Regions from separate parts of the Homo sapiens genome. Here all the other regions are linked to region 2. Evidence: chromatin loops called from intact Hi-C (ENCODE). Cell type or tissue: PC-9. All regions are shown on one strand. Each heading gives the region's core, and the rest is flanking DNA. Links, peaks and the distances in the headings are about the cores only. Region 1 overlaps ZMYND8 (zinc finger MYND-type containing 8). Region 2 overlaps LINC01754 (long intergenic non-protein coding RNA 1754). Region 3 has its middle 210 kb from the start of PREX1.

Region 1 (5,776 bases), core at 262-5,261, 49 kb after region 2:
CTGAGTACTTCATGGCATGATATGCAAATTACTTCATTTAATTTTCATACTAATTCCATGATGTGGGTGTGTCATTCCCATTTTACAGTTAAGGAAACTGAGGCTCAGATGAATTAAGGAAGTGTCAAAGTAGGGATGGAACTAGGGTCAGGTTTTATCTTTATTTATTTATTAATTATATAGAGGGTTATTGCCGTGTTGCCCAGGCTGCTCTTGAACTCGTGGGCTCAAGGGATCCACCTACCTCGGCTTTCCAAAGTGCTAGGTTTACAGGCGTGAGCCACCACTCCCGGCCCTTTGATTTATTTTATTTTATTTTATTTATTTATTTTTTTGAGACAGAGTCTCCCTCCATCACCCAGGCTGGAGTGCCTATCTCGGCTTACTGCAGCCTCCGCCTCCTGGATTCAATTGATTCTCGTGTCTCAGCCTCCGGTGTAGCTGGGGTTACAGGCGCCTGCCACCACGCCCGGCTAATTTTTGTATTTTTAGTAGAGACAGGGTTTCACTGTGTTGGCCAGGCTGGTCTCGAATTCCTGACCTCAGGTGATCCACCCGCCTTGGCCTCCCAAAGTGCTGGGATTACAGGCGTGAGCCACCGTGCCTGGCTGGCCCTTTGATTTTTAAACCTTTTTTTTTTTTTTTGATAAGAGTGTTTAATGTCCCTAGATTTTAAACCTTTGTACTTAACCATGACCTGTATTCCAAGGGTTGCAAGTCAAATGCCTGAAGGGCCCAGCAGGTAGATCAGTGATTGTGGCTGGCATCTGGGGATGCAGGGGGAAGGGGAGCTTTGGTGAATGGGAGAGTGTGCCAAAGTGGGGAGGGTGCCTCCATCTGATTGCTGACCAGCAGGAATATGGCTCATCCGCTGTGGCCAGCTGGGATTTTCTTTTCCCCTGTAAAACTGCCTCATTTAGAAATGTGGTCTGTGTAGACTGGCTTCTCTAAAGATCATGCGTGAACCCAACAAAACGCATTTCCGGGTCAGAAGAAGCCGAGGGCTGTCATTTTGCATTCCCTGTGCGAGACTGGCCAAGGCACAATTCATTGCAGAATTTGGCCTCACCATGCGTGAGTCAGAACAAGCGCCTTGAAGGCCAGGGATTTGCAGCCTGAGAAATGATGTACTCCGCGGGTTGAATTCACGTCTCCATACAAAGGCTCCCCTGTTTGGGCTGCTTGCGTCTTGATCCTGCCATGTGTGCGTTTTGTGGTAGTGCTTGTGGTGTGTGGATGCCAGCCTGCCAAAGCTGAAACCATTTTTAAAAATGTCTGTGTAATGTCACCGGCACAAGGGAATGAACGACTTGGAAACACGCACAGATGCAGCGGAAGCCCAGGATATTAAAATCTTGAACAGTATCATTCTTGCTGAGATTTGCTGGGGGTATGGATGTGTTTTCAGAGACAGGATGCTAGAGAATGTACAATTATAGCAATTTGCTAACCAGCCCCAGACCTTAATTAGCACAGGATCCTTGTTCTCACTGTTGTATGTAAATTAAGACTTTCACAAAGGGATTGTTTATGAGGACGGCTGTGAGATAGAGACCTTCTGTCATTTTTCAAGGAAACTCTTTCAGAAAATATAACCACAAACACTTTTAAATCACAGCGCGATGCAGAAGTGCTGAGAATTTTTCTTTCAAAAAATGAGCATCAGTATTTTTAACCGTATTTTGGCTCCTCTCTATCTCTGACAGCCCAAGAAGTGCCATCCGTGTACTGTGCAGTGGAAAGAATTTATTTGTGAGTTAGATGACTACCAGATTGTTCCTCTCCTAACAAGGTCTAAAATATCCCAGAACTCTGAAGATGTCTGATTATGGTTTTGCAAATGAGAAATCTTCTACCTTCTCTTGGCCAGCATCGTCTCTACTGTGCATCTGTTCATGGAATCCTGTCGGCAGTGTCTGTGCAATTTAGCTTTGTGGTTCACTCATGCAAACCTTGTGTTTGCCCCATTTTTGAAGCATGACCCACGTTATATGTTTGTGTGACTATTATTATTCTAGAAGACTGTGATCTAAAATCGACCGTTTCAAGCTTAGTTTAAAAAGAACCATCTCTTCTTTTTCCTCTCTAAATGCCTGTAGAATAAGCATATCAGGGCTGAGGCCTTTTAGAGATCTGGGTACTTTTTATTGCCTTATTAAAGTCGTCATTCCTTCATTGTTCTCTATTGATAGTGGATCCTTTACCGATGACTTGAGGTGATCAGTTTGGAAAGACCAGGTGTCATGGCTGTGGGGGGGTGAGGGTGAGTGGAATGATAATAAGCCCCCTTCAACTTCCTGTGACTCCCCTCACCTATCCTGGGCTTTCCTGGGAACCTAGAGATCCAGCGCTTTATAGACTTAAAAAAAAAATACCTTTATTGACATATAATTCACATACCATACAATTCTCCTTTTTTTTTGTTTGTTTGTTTGAGACAGGGTCTCTCTCTGTCGCCCAAGCTGGAGTGCAGTGGGACGATCTCGGCTCACTGCAGCTTTGATTTCCTGGCTCAAGCAGTCCTCCCACTGCAGCCTCCCGAGTAGCTGGGACTACAGGTGTGCACTACCACCCCTGGCTAATGTTTATATTTTTTTGTAGAGATGAGGTTTCACTATGTTGCCCAGGCTGGTCTTGAACTCCTGGGCTCAAGCGATCCTCCTGTCTTGGCCTCCCAAAGTGCTGGGATTGCTGGTGTGAGCCACCACTCCTGGGCCCAGTTCTCCATTTAAAGTGAATAGTTTGATGGTTTTTAATATATTTTCACGGAGACCGGGTGTGGTGGCTGACGCCTGTAATCCCAGCACTTTGGGAGGCCGAGGCGGGTGGATCACCTGAGGTCAGGAGTTCCGACCAGCCTGGCCAACATGGTGAAACCCTGTCTCCACTAAAAATACAAAAAATTAGCTGAGTGTGGTGGCGTGTGCCTGTAATCCCAGCTACTCAGCAGGCTGAGGCGGGAGAATTGCTTGAACGTGGGACGTGGAGGTTGCAGTGAGCCAAGATCGTGCCACTGTACTCCAGCCCGGGTGACAGAGCAAGACTGCCTAAAATATATATATATATATATATATTTTTTTTTTTCACAGAGTTGTGCAGCCAACAGCACAATCAGTTGTAGATTTTCATCACCCCCAATAAGAAACTTCATACTCATTAGCAGTCACTTCCCATTCCCCCGTTACCCCTGTGCCTGGCAAGTACCAGTCTACTTTCTGTGCCTGTGGATTTGCTTATGCTAGACATTTCATATAAATGGAATCATACAGTATGTGACCTTTTGGTCTGAGTTCGTTCACTTAGAATAATGTTTTCAAGGCTCATCCACATTCTTGTAGCATAGATCATCAGTACAGACAGTTCCTGACTTATAGTGGTGCGGAAGTGACAGTTCAGTACAAACAGTACTTGGCATTTTGGATTTTTGATCTTTTCTCTGGCTAGCATCAGTATGAGACTCTCTTGGGGTGCCAGGCACCTCCCAGTCAGCCACATGATCACGAGGGTAAACAAACAATCTATACGACCATTCTGTTTTCACTTTCATTATGGTATTCCATAAATTACATGAGAGAGTCAACACTATTATACAATAGGCTTCGCATTAGATGATTTTGCCTAACTCTAAGTGTTCTGAGCACATTTAAGGTAGGCTAGGCTAAGCTATGATGTTCCCTAGGTTATGTATATTCGATGCTTATTTATTTATTTATTCATTTATTCATTCCTCCCTCCTTCCCTTTCTTAATTTCCTTTTTTTTCTTTTTTTTTTGAGATGGAGTCTCACTTTGTCACCCAGGCTGGAGTGCAGTGGCACTATCTCAGCTCACTGCACCCCTCTGCTTCCTGGTTCAAGCGATTCTCCTGCCTCAGCCTCCTGAGTAGCTGGGACTAGAGGTGAGCACCATCACGCCCAGCTAATGTTTTTTTTTTTTTTTTTTTTTTTTTTTTTTTTGAGACGGAGTCTCGCTCTGTCACCAGGCTAGAGTGCAGTGGCACTATCTCGTGTCACTGCAACCTTTGCCTCCCAGGTTCAAGCGATTCTCCTGCCTTAGTCTCCCGAGGAGCTGGGACTACAGGCATGTGCCACCACGCCCAGCTAATTTTTGTATGTTTAGTAGAGACGAGGTTTCACCATGTTGGCCAGGATGGTCTCAATCTCTTGATGTGATCCACCTGCCTCGGCCTCCCAAAGTGTTGGGATTACAGATGAGAGCCACTGTGCCCTGCCATGTATTTTTAGTAGAGACGGGGTTTCACCTGTTGGCCAGGCTGGTCTTGAACTCCTGACCTCAAGTGATCTGCCTCCCTCAGTCTCTCAAAGTGCTGCCTGCCTTACTTTCTGATGGGGTCTCACGATGTTGCCCAGGCTGGAGTGCAATGGTGTCCTCAAGGGATCCTCTGGTGTAGCTGGGACTACAGGAGTGTACCACTATGTCTGGCTTAAATGCATTTGTGTTTTTTTATCTCTCTCTCTCTCATATATATATGTTTTGTAGACCCAGGGGTCTCACTGTGTTGCCTAGGCTGGTCTGGAACTCTTGGGCTCAAGTGATCCTCTGGCCTTAGTCTCCTGAAGTGTTGGGATTACAGGCATGAGCCACTGTGTGTGACCTCATTTTTGACTTCTGGTACTTACATTTTATGGGTTTATCATCTGTAACTCCATCGTGAGTTGAGGAGGGTCTGTAGTTCATTTCCTTTTATGACTGAATAATGCTGCATTGGATGGATATGCTACACTTTGTTTATCTATGTATGTGTTGATGGACGTTTGAGTTGTGTCCACTTTCTGGCTAGTAGGGATAATGCTGCGGTGAGTGTTCATGTCTGAGTTTTTGTGCAGACACGACACATCATTTCTCTTGGGTATAGATTTAGGAGTGAAATTGTGGGGTCATAGGGTAACTATTAACCTTTTGAAGAATATACACATTTAAATTTTTTGTGTTGTCTTTATTTATTTTTTTGAGATAGGGGCTTGCTCTGTTCCCCAGACGGGAGTGCAGTGGCATGATCCTCGCTCACTGCAGCCATGAACTTCTGGGCTCAAGCAATCCTCCCATCTCAGCCTCTTGAGTAGCTGGGACTACCTGTACATGCCACCATGCCTGACTAATTCTTTAATTTTTTGTAGCGACAGAGTCTTGCTATGTTGCCCAGGCTGGTCTCCAACTCATGGGCTCAAGTGATCCTCCTGCCTTGGCCTGCCAACGTACTGGGATTATAGGTGTGATCCACCATGCTTGGAGTCACAGACTTTTAAAGGCACTTGTCTCCCCTCTCTGCTGTCTTGACCCCCACATCTTTCCTACTAGCAACTGCTGTATTTCTGTCCTCTTCTTCAAAGCCAAACTTATTTTTTTTTTGAGATTGAGTCTCACTATATTGCCCAGGCTGGAGTGCAGTGGCACAATTTTGGCTCACTACAACCTCTGCCTCCCGGGTTCAAATGATTCTCATGTCTCAGCCTCCTGAGTAGCTGGGATTATAGGCGCACGTCACCATGCTCGGCTAATTTTTGTATTTTTAGTAGAGACGGGGTTTCACCATGTTGGTCAGGCTGGTCTTGAACTCCTGACCTCGTGATCCGCCTGCCTCAGCCTTCCAAAGTGTATTTTTTACACTTTTTGTATTTTTAGTAGAGACGGGGTTTCACCATGTTGGTCAGGCTGGTCTTGAACTCCTGACCTCATGATCTGCCTGCCTCAGCCTTCCAAAGTGCTGGGATTACAGGCGTGAGCCACCGCGTCCAGCAAGCCAAACTTCTTAGAAG
Region 2 (5,776 bases), core at 259-5,258:
GAGGGTCTCACTCTGTTTCCTAGGCTGGTCTTGAATTCCTGGGCTCAAGTGACCTTCCTGTCTCGGCATCCCAAAGTGCTGGGATTTCAGGCATGAGCCACCGTGCCTGGCCTATTTAGATTTTTTTTTTTGAGACTGAGTTTCGCTCTTGTTGCCCAGGCTGGAGTGCAATGGTGCGGTCTCGGTTCACTGCAACCTCTGCCTCCCAGGTTCAACCGATTTTCCTGTCTCAGCCTCCTCAGTAGCTCTGGGATTGCAGGCGTGCACCACCACACCTGACTAATTTTTGTATTTTTAGTAGAGACAGGGTTTCACCATGTTGGCCAAGCTGGTCTTGAACTTCTGACCTCAGGAGATCCCCCTGCCTTGGCCTCCCAAAGTGCTGGGATTACAGGCATGAGCCAGCACACCCGGCCCAGATTTTGCCTGGTTTCAGTCAGCCAAGACCACACTTCTGCACTCCAGCCTGGGCGACAGAGCAAGACTGTCTCAAAAAAAAAAAAACACTGCGTTTATTTCAGGCCAGACATGGGGGCTCACACCTGTAATCCTAGCACTTTGGGAGGCCCAGACAGGAGGATTGCTTGAGCTGGGGAGTTCAAGACCAGCCTGGGCAACATAGCAAGACCCTGTCTCTATAAACAAAAAATAAAACAAAATAAGTTGATTTAATAAAAACTGTCGAATTAATAACAGGGTAAGTGGTTCTTGGATATGAAGAGATACATCCCACTCCATCATCAACAGTCTAGTCTAGGCCAGGCGTGGTGGCTCACACTTGTAATCCTAGCACTTTGGGAGACTGAGGTGGGAGGACTGGCTGAGGTCTGGAGTACAAGACCAGCCCAGGCAACATAGCAAGACCCCATCTCTACAAAAAAAATTTTTTTAACAACTCAAGCTGGGCGCAGTGGTTCATGCCTGTAATCTTAGCACTTTGGGAGGCCAAGATAGGAGGATCCCTTGAGCCCAGGAGGTCGACACCAGCCTGGGCAACATAGAGAGACCCCATCTCTCTCTTTTTTGGGGGTGAGGGGGACGGAGTCTTGCTCTGTCACCCAGGCTGGGGTGCAGTGGTATGATCTTGGCTCACTGCGACCTTCGCTTCCTGGGTTCAAGTGATTCTCATGCCTCAGCCTCCCAAGTAGCTGGGATTACAGGCCACCATGCCCAGCTAATTTTTGTATTTTTAGTAGAGAGGGGGTTTCACCATGTTGGCCAGGCTGGTCTCCAACTCCTGACCTCTACCTCCCAAAGTGGTGGGATTACAGCATGAGCCACCACGCCCAGCACCATATTTATTTTTATTTTTTTTCTTTCTTTGAGACAGTTTCATTCTTGTCGCCCAGGCTGGAGTGCAATGGCACAATCTCGGCTTGCTGGAACCTCAGCCTCTCAGGTTCAAGCAATTCTCCTGCCTCAGCCCCCCAAGGAGCTGGGACTACAGGCGCGTGCCACCATGCCCAGCAAATTAGTAGAGATGGGGTTTCACCACGTTGGCCAGGCTGGTCTCAAACTCCTGACCTCAGGTAATACACCCCACTAGGCTTCCCAAAGTGCTGGGATTACAGGCGTGAGTCACTGTGCCTGGCCCTTATTTTTTTAATTTAAAAAAAAAAAAAGGCCGGGCGCAGTGGCTCACGCCTGTAATCCCAGCACTTTGGGGGGCCAAGGCAGGCGGATCACAAGGTCAGGAGATCGAAACCATCCTGGCTAACATGGTGAAACCCCGTCTCTACTAAAAATACAAAAAACTAGCCGGGCGTGGTGGCGGGCACCTGTAATACCAGCTACTCGGGAGGCTGAGGCAGGAGAATGGCGTGAACCCAGGAGGCGGAGCTTGCAGTGAGCCAAGATGGCGCCACTGCACTCCAGCCAGGGCAACAGAGCGGGAGACTCCGTCTCAAAAAAAAAAAAAAAAGAACTCAAACATGTTAGAGAAACACACCCACGCCCCGGGGGCTTTGCTCTTACCATTCTCTCTGCCTGGAACACTTCTTCACCAGATACCTGCTCTTTCTCCTCACTCCGGGTTTTGCTTAAGTGTCATCTCAATGACATCTCTTTATTAAGTGTCATCTATTTTCCATGTGTTCTACCTATTGATGTATTCATTCATTCACTGTTCTAGGGCAGGAGGCATCCGTGAAGGCAAAGATTCTGTCTGTTCTGCTGATTTCGGTGGTCCCAGCACCCAGAATAGTACTGCACGCAAAAGCTTATCTGTTGAATGAATAATGTGTGAACGAATGCACTAGGTTATGAATCGGGCACCGGCATTCAGGGAGCACGCCGGACTCTCATCACAACACTATAGCTTTAGTACTGAAAATTCCTCCGCCGGGCGCGCTGGCTCATACCTGTGATCCCAGCACTTTAGGAGACCAAGGTGGGTGGATCACCTGAGGTCAGGAGTTTGAGACCAGCCTGGCCAAACGTGGCGAAACCCCGTCTCCACTAAAAATACAAAAATTAGCTGGTGCACGCCTGTAATCCCAGCAACTCAGGAGGCTGAGGCAGGAGAATCACTTGAACCCGGGAGGCAGAGGTTACAGTGAGCCGAGATCACGACATTGCACTCCAGCCTTGGCGACAAAAGTGAAACACCGTCTGAAAGAAAAAAAAAAAAAAAGAAAGAAAATTCCTCAGCAGAAGTCTTTGGGAAGGTCAAAGGTGAAACTCCGAATTGTTCTCAGCTGTGCTTTAACCATTCCAGCCCCCTGAGAGCCCCAGGGCTCGGTCCGCCGCCCTTCCTTTACATTCCTGAGCTCTGAAGTCCCCACCTCCTTTCAGCACCCTGAGTTCTTTCCTAGGATGGAATGGACTGAATAATATTTTCCATGTTAGTGATGGGGTCCAAGAATGTCCATGACGCATGAGACCAGAGCTCCCAGCCCGGAGAATGGAACGCTGCTCTCTCTGGAGCCACCAGGGGGCGCCATTTCTCCACGGAGTTTCGCGAAGGCCGCGCCGCAAGAAGCTGCTCTCCCAGCAGGAGGCGAGGCTCTTTGCCTGTTGCAGGGTTGGGTATGTCGGCAGGATTTGGAAGTGCTCAAGCAGGTGGTGGGAGAGCTTGCTTTGATGCTCCCAAAGAAAGTGTTGCCCAGGTTCTCTCCTGCTTGTAATTAGACCTGTGTTCCACCCCAGACTTTGGCTGCAGCTGCGTGACCCTGGACAATTCACTGTGAATGTTGCAGCCGTGGTAACCTCATCCATAAGAACACTGGGACCCCATGGGATTGTGTGTGGACACAGTGAGATGAAAGCTTGCAGGCACCAACCATTGCTCTGAAATGGGAGCCAGTGATGGGATCAGAGGTTGTTAATTATACTAGTAATCAACTGAGCCCTGGTTCTCAAAGCCTGTTCCCTGGATCAGCAGCAGCACCTGCTAAATTCTGATGGCGTTTGATAGAAATGCAAATTCTCAGCCCCACTTCCCCCAAAGTCCTTGATTGAATTTATTAATCTGCCGGGTGTGATGGCTCACGCCTGTAATCCCAGCACTTTGGGAGGCCGAGGCGGATGGATCACCTGAGGTTAGGAGTTCAAGACTAACCTGGCTAATGTGGTGAAACCCCCGTCTCTACTAAAAATACAAAAATTAGCTGGGCGTGGTGGCACCTGTAATACAAAAATTAGCTGGGCGTGGTGGCGGGCCCCTGTAATCTCAGCTACTTAGGAGGCTGAGGCAGGAGAATCGCTTGAACCAGGGAGGCTAAAGTTGCAGTGAGCCGAGATCATGCCATTGCACTCCAGCCTAGGCAATAAGAGTGAAACTCTGTCAAAAAAAAAAAAAAAAAAAAAAAAGAGTTTCTTAATCAAAAGGCCTGAGAATTTCAAGAAATGCAGATTCTCAAATCTTTCAACTGAGAAACTTGGTGGGGGTGAGTCCCTCAATCAGTGTTTAGCAAGCTGCCCACGTGCTTCTGATGCCTGCTCAAGTCTGCTTAGAGCAGTAGGGACTTCTCCTGTAGGGGTTTGGAACACAATACCCCAAATTACAGCACTTTGGCAAACTGAGCATTTGAAGCTGAAGGAATTTGAGGAAACCATAGAAGCAGGAAGGTCACTCTCTGACCTTCTCCTGCCTTCCTCTTCTGCAGTGGGCCACTCAAGGTTTCTCTGACCTGCCTCTCCTGAAAGTAGGCCCCAAGCCCCTCATTCCAGAGGGGGTCCGGTCCTGTCCGTGGAGACCATGAAGACTAAACTCACAGGCCTTGCTAAGTTCCCACTGTGTACATCATTGGATCAAACCCTTTTGTCCTCCTGTGACACTGCTGCTTGACTGTCCATAAAAACACAGGTGCCCTGGGTCACGGTTCTTCACTTTGGAAGACTCCTGAGTCACTCAAAACTTGGGTTAAATAAATTTGTCATGCTTATCTCTTGTTAATCTGTCTTTAGGGGTGTTAGCCATGAACCTTGTGATGGGTGAGGAAAAGGTACTTTTTCTTCCCTACAGCCCTAAATCATAGTTAGTTAGGAGTGGAGCTGAAATTGAAAAAAATTAAAAAATTAGATTTACTGCCTGCAAAGCTACAACCCAGGATATGGTGTGCGTGTATATCCCATTAGTGATGGACATGCCAAAATGCCTCCCCTCCCCCTGCTTTTTTTTTTTTTTTTGAGACGGAGTCTCACTCTGTTGCCCAGGCTGTAGTGCAGTTGTGCCATCTCAGCTCACTGCAACCTCCTCCTCCCGGGTTCAAGCGATTCTGCCTCAACCTCCCAGGTAGCTGGGATTACAGGCGTTTGCCACTGTGCCGGGCCAAAATGCCTCTTTTTGTTCTAGTTTAAACTTGTAGTTTTCTAGAACAGTGGCGCTCAACCGTGGCTACACATTAGAATCAGCTGGGGCTCTTTAAAAACTATATCAACCTGGGTGCGGTGGCTCACACCTATAATCCCAGCATTTTGGGAGGCCGAGGCGGGTGGATCACTTGAGGTTGGGAGTTTGTGACCAGCCTGGCCAACATGGTGAAACCCCGTCTCTACTAAAAATGCAATAAAATTAGCCGGACATGGTGGCAGGTGCTTATAATCCTAGCTACTTGGGAAGCTGAGGGAGGAGAATTGCTTGAACCTTTGAGGCGGAGGTTGCAGTGAGCGCAGATCGCACCATTGCATTCCAGCCTGGGTGACAGAGCGAGACTACAACTCAAAGAAACAAAAAAAAAAAACAACAAAAATCAAATGCTTGGTCGTCTCCCCAGACCAATTAATCCACAATTTCTGGAAGACCCTGTGCTTTTATAAATTTTTTTTTTTTTTTTTTGAGATGGAGTCTTGCTCTGTCGCCCAGGCTGGAGTGCAGTGACATGATCTCAGCTCACTGCAACCTCCGCCTCCCAGGTTCAAGCAATTCTGCCTCAGCCTCCTGAGTAGCTGGGATTACAGGCGCAGGCAACCACACCCGGCTAATTTTTATATTTTTAGTAGAGACGGGATTTCACCATGTTGGCCAGGCTGGTCTTGAACTCCTGACCTCAAGTGATCCACCCGCCTCAGCCTCCCAAAGTGCTGGGATTACAGGCGTGAGCCACCTCACCTGGCTTTTTTTTTTTTTTCTTTTAGAGAGAGGGTCTCATTCTGTTGCCTGGGCTGGAGTGCAGTGGAGTGGCATGATCATAGCTCACTAGTAGCCTTGAACTCCTGGACTCAATTGGTCCTCCCACCTTGGCCTCCCAAAGTGCTGGGATTACAGCATGAGCTACCACTCCTGACCAGAGCAAAGTCTTTTTTTTTTTTTTTGAGACGGAGTCTCGCTCTGTCG
Region 3 (5,776 bases), core at 448-5,447, 1.2 Mb before region 2:
GTTCTCCACCTGCCTGGGCCCAGGTGATCTTTATGAAGCTGCCTGGGTTTGTTTGCATAGTCAGAGAAACCTCATTCCCTGGGCTGCAGACCTGTTCTGCTGTGCCAGCCCTGTGCCCCCTCGTCCTTTTTTTTTTTTTTTGAGACAGGGTCTTTTGCTCTTATCACCCAGGGTAGAGTGCAGTGGCGCGATCATGACTCACTTAAGCTTCGACCTCCTGGGCTCAATTTATCCTCCCACCTCAGCATCCCAAGTAACTGCAACTACAGGCACGTGCCACCACGCCTGGCTAATTTGTTAAATTTTTTGTGGAGACCAGGTTTCAGTATGCTGCCTACCAAGTAGCCTGGACTACAGGCACACACCACCATGCCTGGCTAATTTTTAAAAATTTTTATAGAGACCGGGTTTCGGTATGTTGCGTATGGCCTCTTCTTTATTCCATCTTTTCCCGATTTCCAATCCTTTGGAAAATGCTGAAATCGATGACAGTTTCCTCTGGGTCATGGCCACCCTTGGGACTCCCCTGTACCATGGTGCTGCACCCAGCCCTGCCATTTCACACTCGAGCCCCTTCTCTTTCAGTCTCTTTTCCTTCCAAACTAACCTGTTGCAGATTACATTCTCTGAAGGCCCAGATTGGATCCCTCCCAGAGAGAGATCCTCGCGTCTCTCAGTTACAGGTTTCAAAGGACTCAATACTCTAACAGGCAAGAGGGAATCCTGGTGGGGTTTCAGGCACAGTCATGGATTGATTATTTAGAATTATCTGAGGCCAGTGTTTGGATCCAGGGAAAATCACTTCGAGGGAAGACCTGTTACCTCAATCTATATTTGAGGTCAACAGGGAGGATTGGACGTCTTCCTTCAGGCAGACACGTTTCTAGAAAGCATCGATTTCAGCCTCTCCTCCACCCTGGGGGCCCGCAGAAGGAACATACATTCTCCTGGGGCCGTAGGCAGGAGCAGCTTGGGTTTCCAGCCGGCTCTCTGTGGCCTTGAGCAAGTTGCATACTTTACAGGCTCAGAGCTGTGCTTGCAGAGTTGGGAGGGAGAGCCGGGCCCACCTCCCTCTCCGAGATGTGTTTCTCCAAGTATAAAACTAAGCACGAAGGGCCTCTCAGAGCAAGCGGACATTTTTGCAGGAGACAAGAGGTCTCAAACTGATGGCTCCAGGCTGAAACTTGGAACTAAATGTGGGTTTTTTTTTTTACTTCCTTCCTGATATGGTGTTTTAAAAAAATGAATTATATTTATGAACCAGCAAATTTCATCTCTGAATTCTGATTTTTAGTTTGTCTCGAAAATCAGAAGCTCTGAGCTGGGTGTGGTGGTGCGCACCTGTGGTCCCAGCTACTTGGAGGCAAAGGTGGGAGGATTGCTTGAGACCAGGAGTTCAAGGCTGTCGTGCGCTTTGATCACACCTGTGAATAGCCAACTGCACTCCAGCCTGGGCAACGTAGTGTGGTCCTGCCTCTTAAAAAAAAGATTAAAGAAAAAATCAGAAGCTCTGGTCACACTGGTCCACATTCCCACCTGGCTACATGTCAGCTGGAGCTGAGGAGCGGCTGTCTTCTTGAGGAGGGTGCCAGCTCTCCAGCTCCCCGGAGCCACGTGGTCCGAGCACTCATCCGGCCTGCTCACGCTGACGGCCAGATCCTTAGCTCTGGACTTGCCATGGCGATGTCAGCTCGGGGAGGACCTGGTGACCCGGAGTCACTGTGCCGTCCAATGGAGAATCAAGGGGCAGGCGCAGCCCCGCATTGACGTCTCTCGGAGCCTCTCCTTCTCTGCTCCTCCAGGATGAGGGCAGGGCCCAGGTGGTTGAATTCCTCTGAGCCTCAGTTTTTTCATCTGTCAAAAGGTGCTGACCCAGAGATGGCCCCTTGGCGTGGACTGCAACAGAGGCCACCCAGGAAGTGGAAGGTACGATGGGGTGTGTTGACCGCTTTATGATTTTATCTAAATAACTGTTGGTGTACTTCCTGTCCACCTTCCCCCCAGCAGTAAGAGCAGGAACCACACCCCTTCCATACTGTAGCCCAGGGCCAGACAGTGGTGAATCACGGCTAAATATTAATAGAAGAAAGCAGGGTTAGCACAGTGATCAGAGCGGGGGGCGCAAGCCACACCCATCTGTGGCCAAGCGGGCCCCTCTAACCTCTGTGTCTGCCACGTGGGTTCATTCATGGGGGGCTGGACTAGGACCTTTGAAGTCAGACACCCTCGCCTGCTCCTGAATCTGTCAACACCTGATACTTGCTGAGTGGCCATATCTGAGATTCTCTGTCTTTCTGGGACCCTCAGCTTCCTTCTTTGAGAAATGGAGACTTTACGCCCACCTGGCTGCCTTGCGGGGGTACCAGGAGTCTCCTCCAGGGCCCCAAAGTGGAACTTCCCGGGATAAGTGTAGTGCCCTGTCTGTCCAGCAGGTGGTGCTGGGGACCGCGTAGTGCCCAGAGGCTGCTGTTCCCCGGGCTCCAGCACTCAGACCGAAGGCTGGCTCCTGGGTGCAGGTATTTGGGACAGAGCCAGCCTGGAGGCGGGGCCTGGAATCGTCTGGACAATGGGCACTGGCGCTATCCCTCTCCTGGGCTGGGCTTGCCGTGAATATTTTCTCTTTTTTTCTCTCTTTTTAAAAACTTTTTAAAATTTGTCTCTTTCTTACTTTCGTCCCCCTCATTTTCTTTCTCTCTCTCTAAGCTTTTCTATATTTGTCTTTGTCCCATAACATATGTCTGTGAGCTTGACTCGATTTTTCAATTCTTTCCTTTCGGGGATCTTTCCCTTCTCTCTTTTCTCTTTTTTCCCTTCCTCTCTTCTGATTGGAGGAGAAGGATATGAAAGGCCCTTATGCACTGTAAAGCGGGGTGCTTACGAAGCTTGTGACCAGAAACCCACAGTCACTGGTGCACCTTTGTGGAAGTGACGGCCACTAGATGGCGCTGTGGGCCAGGGCGCCCCGCCTAGCCTTGCGGGCCTCCTGCCCAGAGCTCCTGGGAGGCTCCCACTGCAAGCCTGGAGCTCGGGGTTTGCAGGCAGGGGAGGCCGAAAGCCAAGCCTGAAGCTGCCTCCCTCCGGGCACTGGTAGCGTTCCCTGGAGGGCTGGAGTGGGGCAGGGGTGGTTAGGAGAGGGATGCTAAGGAAATGCCTCCGCTGCCAGCGCCTTCACCAGCTGCACCTCCCATTATTGCAGCCAAAGTTTGCTCACAAGGACAGTGGCTGGATTTGAGCCCAGGCCGTGTGGCTCCAGACCCTGAGCCCGGGGCTCTGTCTGGGGTGTGGCCCAGGGGCAGGTCCTTGGGTGCGTGAGGGTGGCTTGGCTCAGCTCCTCTCCCTGGGTCACTGCAGCGGCCCTGTGCTGTTCTGTTTTCCCATCCCGAAGTCCTGAGGGTCTCAGCAGAGGGGCCCAGGATTCAAGTCCATCCACTCCCAGGGCGGGTCCCTAGCCAGCCTCTGCCCAGCATGTGGGGTGGGTGCTTCCCTGTCCTCCTGCTTCCTGCAATGTTTCCCTTCCAGCACTTTCCAGGCTCCAGTTCCCCATGCTGGGCTGCCCGAGCACCCCCACCCTGCAGCTGGCCCTGCTGCCCTGGCTTCCACCTCCAGATCCTTCTTGCCATGTCCGCTCCAATCAGAGCCAACCCACCCTGTGCCCCTCCCAGTGGCTCTGCTGCCTGCTGGACACATGTCACCGCCACGGGGCTGATGGGTAACGGGAGATGCTCTCAGGTCCTGATTTGTGCTTCGCCAGAGCCCTCCTAGAGCTGTAGGTGATGATGGGCACTTTCCAGACACTGGCAGGGCTGAGATGAGCTGCTCCAGGGACAGGAGGTTCAGAGATGAAGAGCTGGAGGAGGGCCAGCCCTGCAGGGCACACAGACTTGCATTGCTGGCTTTTGGCCCAAACAGCTCTTTGAAAAACAGCACAGGAATGGCCCCGGTGGGTGGTATCTGTTTTCATGGTGCGTGGCTGACACTGGAAGACGATGGACCCGTGGCTGCTGGGTATCAGGGGAGGGGAGGGGGCCTGGGTGTGGGATGCAGGGCTGCCCTCCTTCCCTCACATCCCCTGCTGTCAGGAAGAGGGCAGGGGGTCCTGGGGCACTGAGGCTGGGGAGACATGAGGGCTGTCACATCTGTGTCCTATCCAAGCCAGATCCATGTCCTGTTTGCAGAGTCTTGGCCATAAAGAGGGACTGGGAACACTCTGCCTCACCCTCACCCTCGCACCCTCCTCTGATCCATCTGGGTCTGTCTGGATGGCAGAGGCTCAGAAGGTCTGACCCTACCCGATGGTGGAGGCTCAGAATGTCTGAGCCAGAAAGGACGTCGACGAAAGTCTAGAGCCAGGTGCCCTGACTCACGCCTGTCATCCCAGCACTTTGGGAGGCTGAGGCTGGAGGATTGCTTGAGCGCAGGAGTTTGAGACCAGCCTGGGTAACATAGTGAGACCCTGTCTCTATTAAAAATAAAGAAAAAAAATTAGCTTGGGGTGGTGGTGCAAGCCTGTGGTCCCAGGCTGAGGTGGGAGGATCACCCGAGCCTAGGGAGGTCGAGGCTGCAGTGAGCCATGATCAAACCACTGCTCCGCTCCAGCCTGGGTGATGGAGTGAGAGACTGACTCCAAAAAGAAAAGGAAAGACTCGCCTTCCTCCTCCTGATTAACAGGTGAGGCAGATCCCCGTGCCCCATAGGGACTGCAGGGACACTGATGCTTGGTGCTGATTGAACCCCTACTGTGTGTCGCAGGCTGTGCACATCACCTCACTGAATCCTCACGAGAGCCCTAGGGGGGCACCATGGTTGTCGCTGTCCTCCCACTGTGGAGCTGAAGGAGCTGAAGGGGGAAGGCGCTCCCCGAGGGGCACGCAGTCAAGGAGCCTCTGAGCCGGGATTTGTCCTGTCCCAGGTCCTGGGTCCCCACCCGCAGCCCCACTCGCTGCTGGCAGAAGCAGGTCACCAAGGAAAGACCCAGGGGGCTTCCCTCTTGGGGCTTCCAGTGTATTAAAAGTGAAGGAATGCCAAGAAAGGGCTATAGAAACCACGGGCTGGCTGAAATGTTGAAGGAACAAACGAACTCTTTATCGTGGTGCTGTTCAGGAAATAAGAACTACATTGACTTTGTAAAAGTACGTTCATCCCAGGTGCATCTGGGCGTGAGGACGGGAAGGAGGGGGCTGTAAAGATGGGGATTAGGGCTCGTGGGTCAGTGCCTGAGCTTTGTGGCCGGACTCCCTGGGTCCGGATTCCTGGGTTTGGATTCCTGGGCAAGTCACTTGACTCGTCTGTGTCTCGGTTTCCCCATCTGCAGCATGGGCTCCCAACCGCATGTTCCCGGTGTCGGGGTTGGAGGGGCAGGCAAAGCCTTTGATCAGCGCCAGGCTGTGGGTGACTGCCCCAAGGGGGCTACTGGGTCCTCACAGTCCTCGTTTCTCTGAGACTCTAGACGCAGCCTCATTTGAAGGTGACTCCCACATTTAGGAATCCAGGCCTTCTGGGAAAGTGAGGCCCAGGGCCCATGTTAGACTCAGGCCCTGGGGACCAATTGCATCCATTCAGTTTGCAGAGAGGTGTGTTCGCCTGCGTCTCCACCTCCGTGCTCCAGGGAGATCCGCCATGGAGGCTGCTCCCAGAGTAACTGGGGATTTCATATGAAGAGCTAATTAGGCAGAATCAGTAGGGTTTACTCGAAAGAGGAGACCATTCCAGACAAAGCTGGGAGATGAGAGGATGAAGCCTGTGGCTGAGTGTGGGGTGGGGAAGGGTTCTGCCAATT

The links. Peaks named below come from ENCODE experiments on the same cell type or tissue, not always from the same donor. Only the 100,000 strongest peaks of a DNase experiment are listed, where the experiment ranks them.
Region 1: a loop joins it to region 2, with 3.0 times the contacts of the local background. A loop is called at or near these places in 5 of 110 quality-filtered maps.
Region 3: a loop joins it to region 2, with 7 times the contacts of the local background. A loop is called at or near these places in 2 of 110 quality-filtered maps.

What each region holds. Positions count from the first base shown.
Region 1 is chr20:47,331,904-47,337,679 of GRCh38, reverse strand. All of the region lies in intron 2 of ZMYND8 (zinc finger MYND-type containing 8), which reads left to right. Among named protein-coding and RNA genes, the nearest start is that of ZMYND8, 22 kb to the left of the region's middle. RefSeq lists enhancers at 300-1,138, 1,139-1,978. In PC-9, for the core only: no CTCF peak of the experiment used is centred there; a DNase peak (open chromatin) is centred at 3,339; H3K4me3 peaks cover 548 bases; H3K27ac peaks cover 4,244 bases.
Region 2 is chr20:47,381,375-47,387,150 of GRCh38, reverse strand. LINC01754 (long intergenic non-protein coding RNA 1754) reads left to right here. Exons shown (of 3, transcript NR_146496.1): 3 at 2,132-4,385. Among named protein-coding and RNA genes, the nearest start is that of ZMYND8, 28 kb to the right of the region's middle. RefSeq lists an enhancer at 2,904-3,756. In PC-9, for the core only: CTCF peaks have their summits at 2,714 and 2,915 (motif pointing right); a DNase peak (open chromatin) is centred at 2,930.
Region 3 is chr20:48,617,824-48,623,599 of GRCh38, reverse strand. No RefSeq gene overlaps it. Among named protein-coding and RNA genes, the nearest start is that of PREX1, 210 kb to the left of the region's middle. RefSeq lists enhancers at 2,557-2,616, 3,439-4,147, 4,183-4,683 and a silencer at 2,917-3,046. In PC-9, for the core only: CTCF peaks have their summits at 2,456 (motif pointing right) and 2,885; DNase peaks (open chromatin) are centred at 1,899, 2,489, 3,079 and 3,809; H3K4me3 peaks cover 1,493 bases; H3K27ac peaks cover 3,783 bases.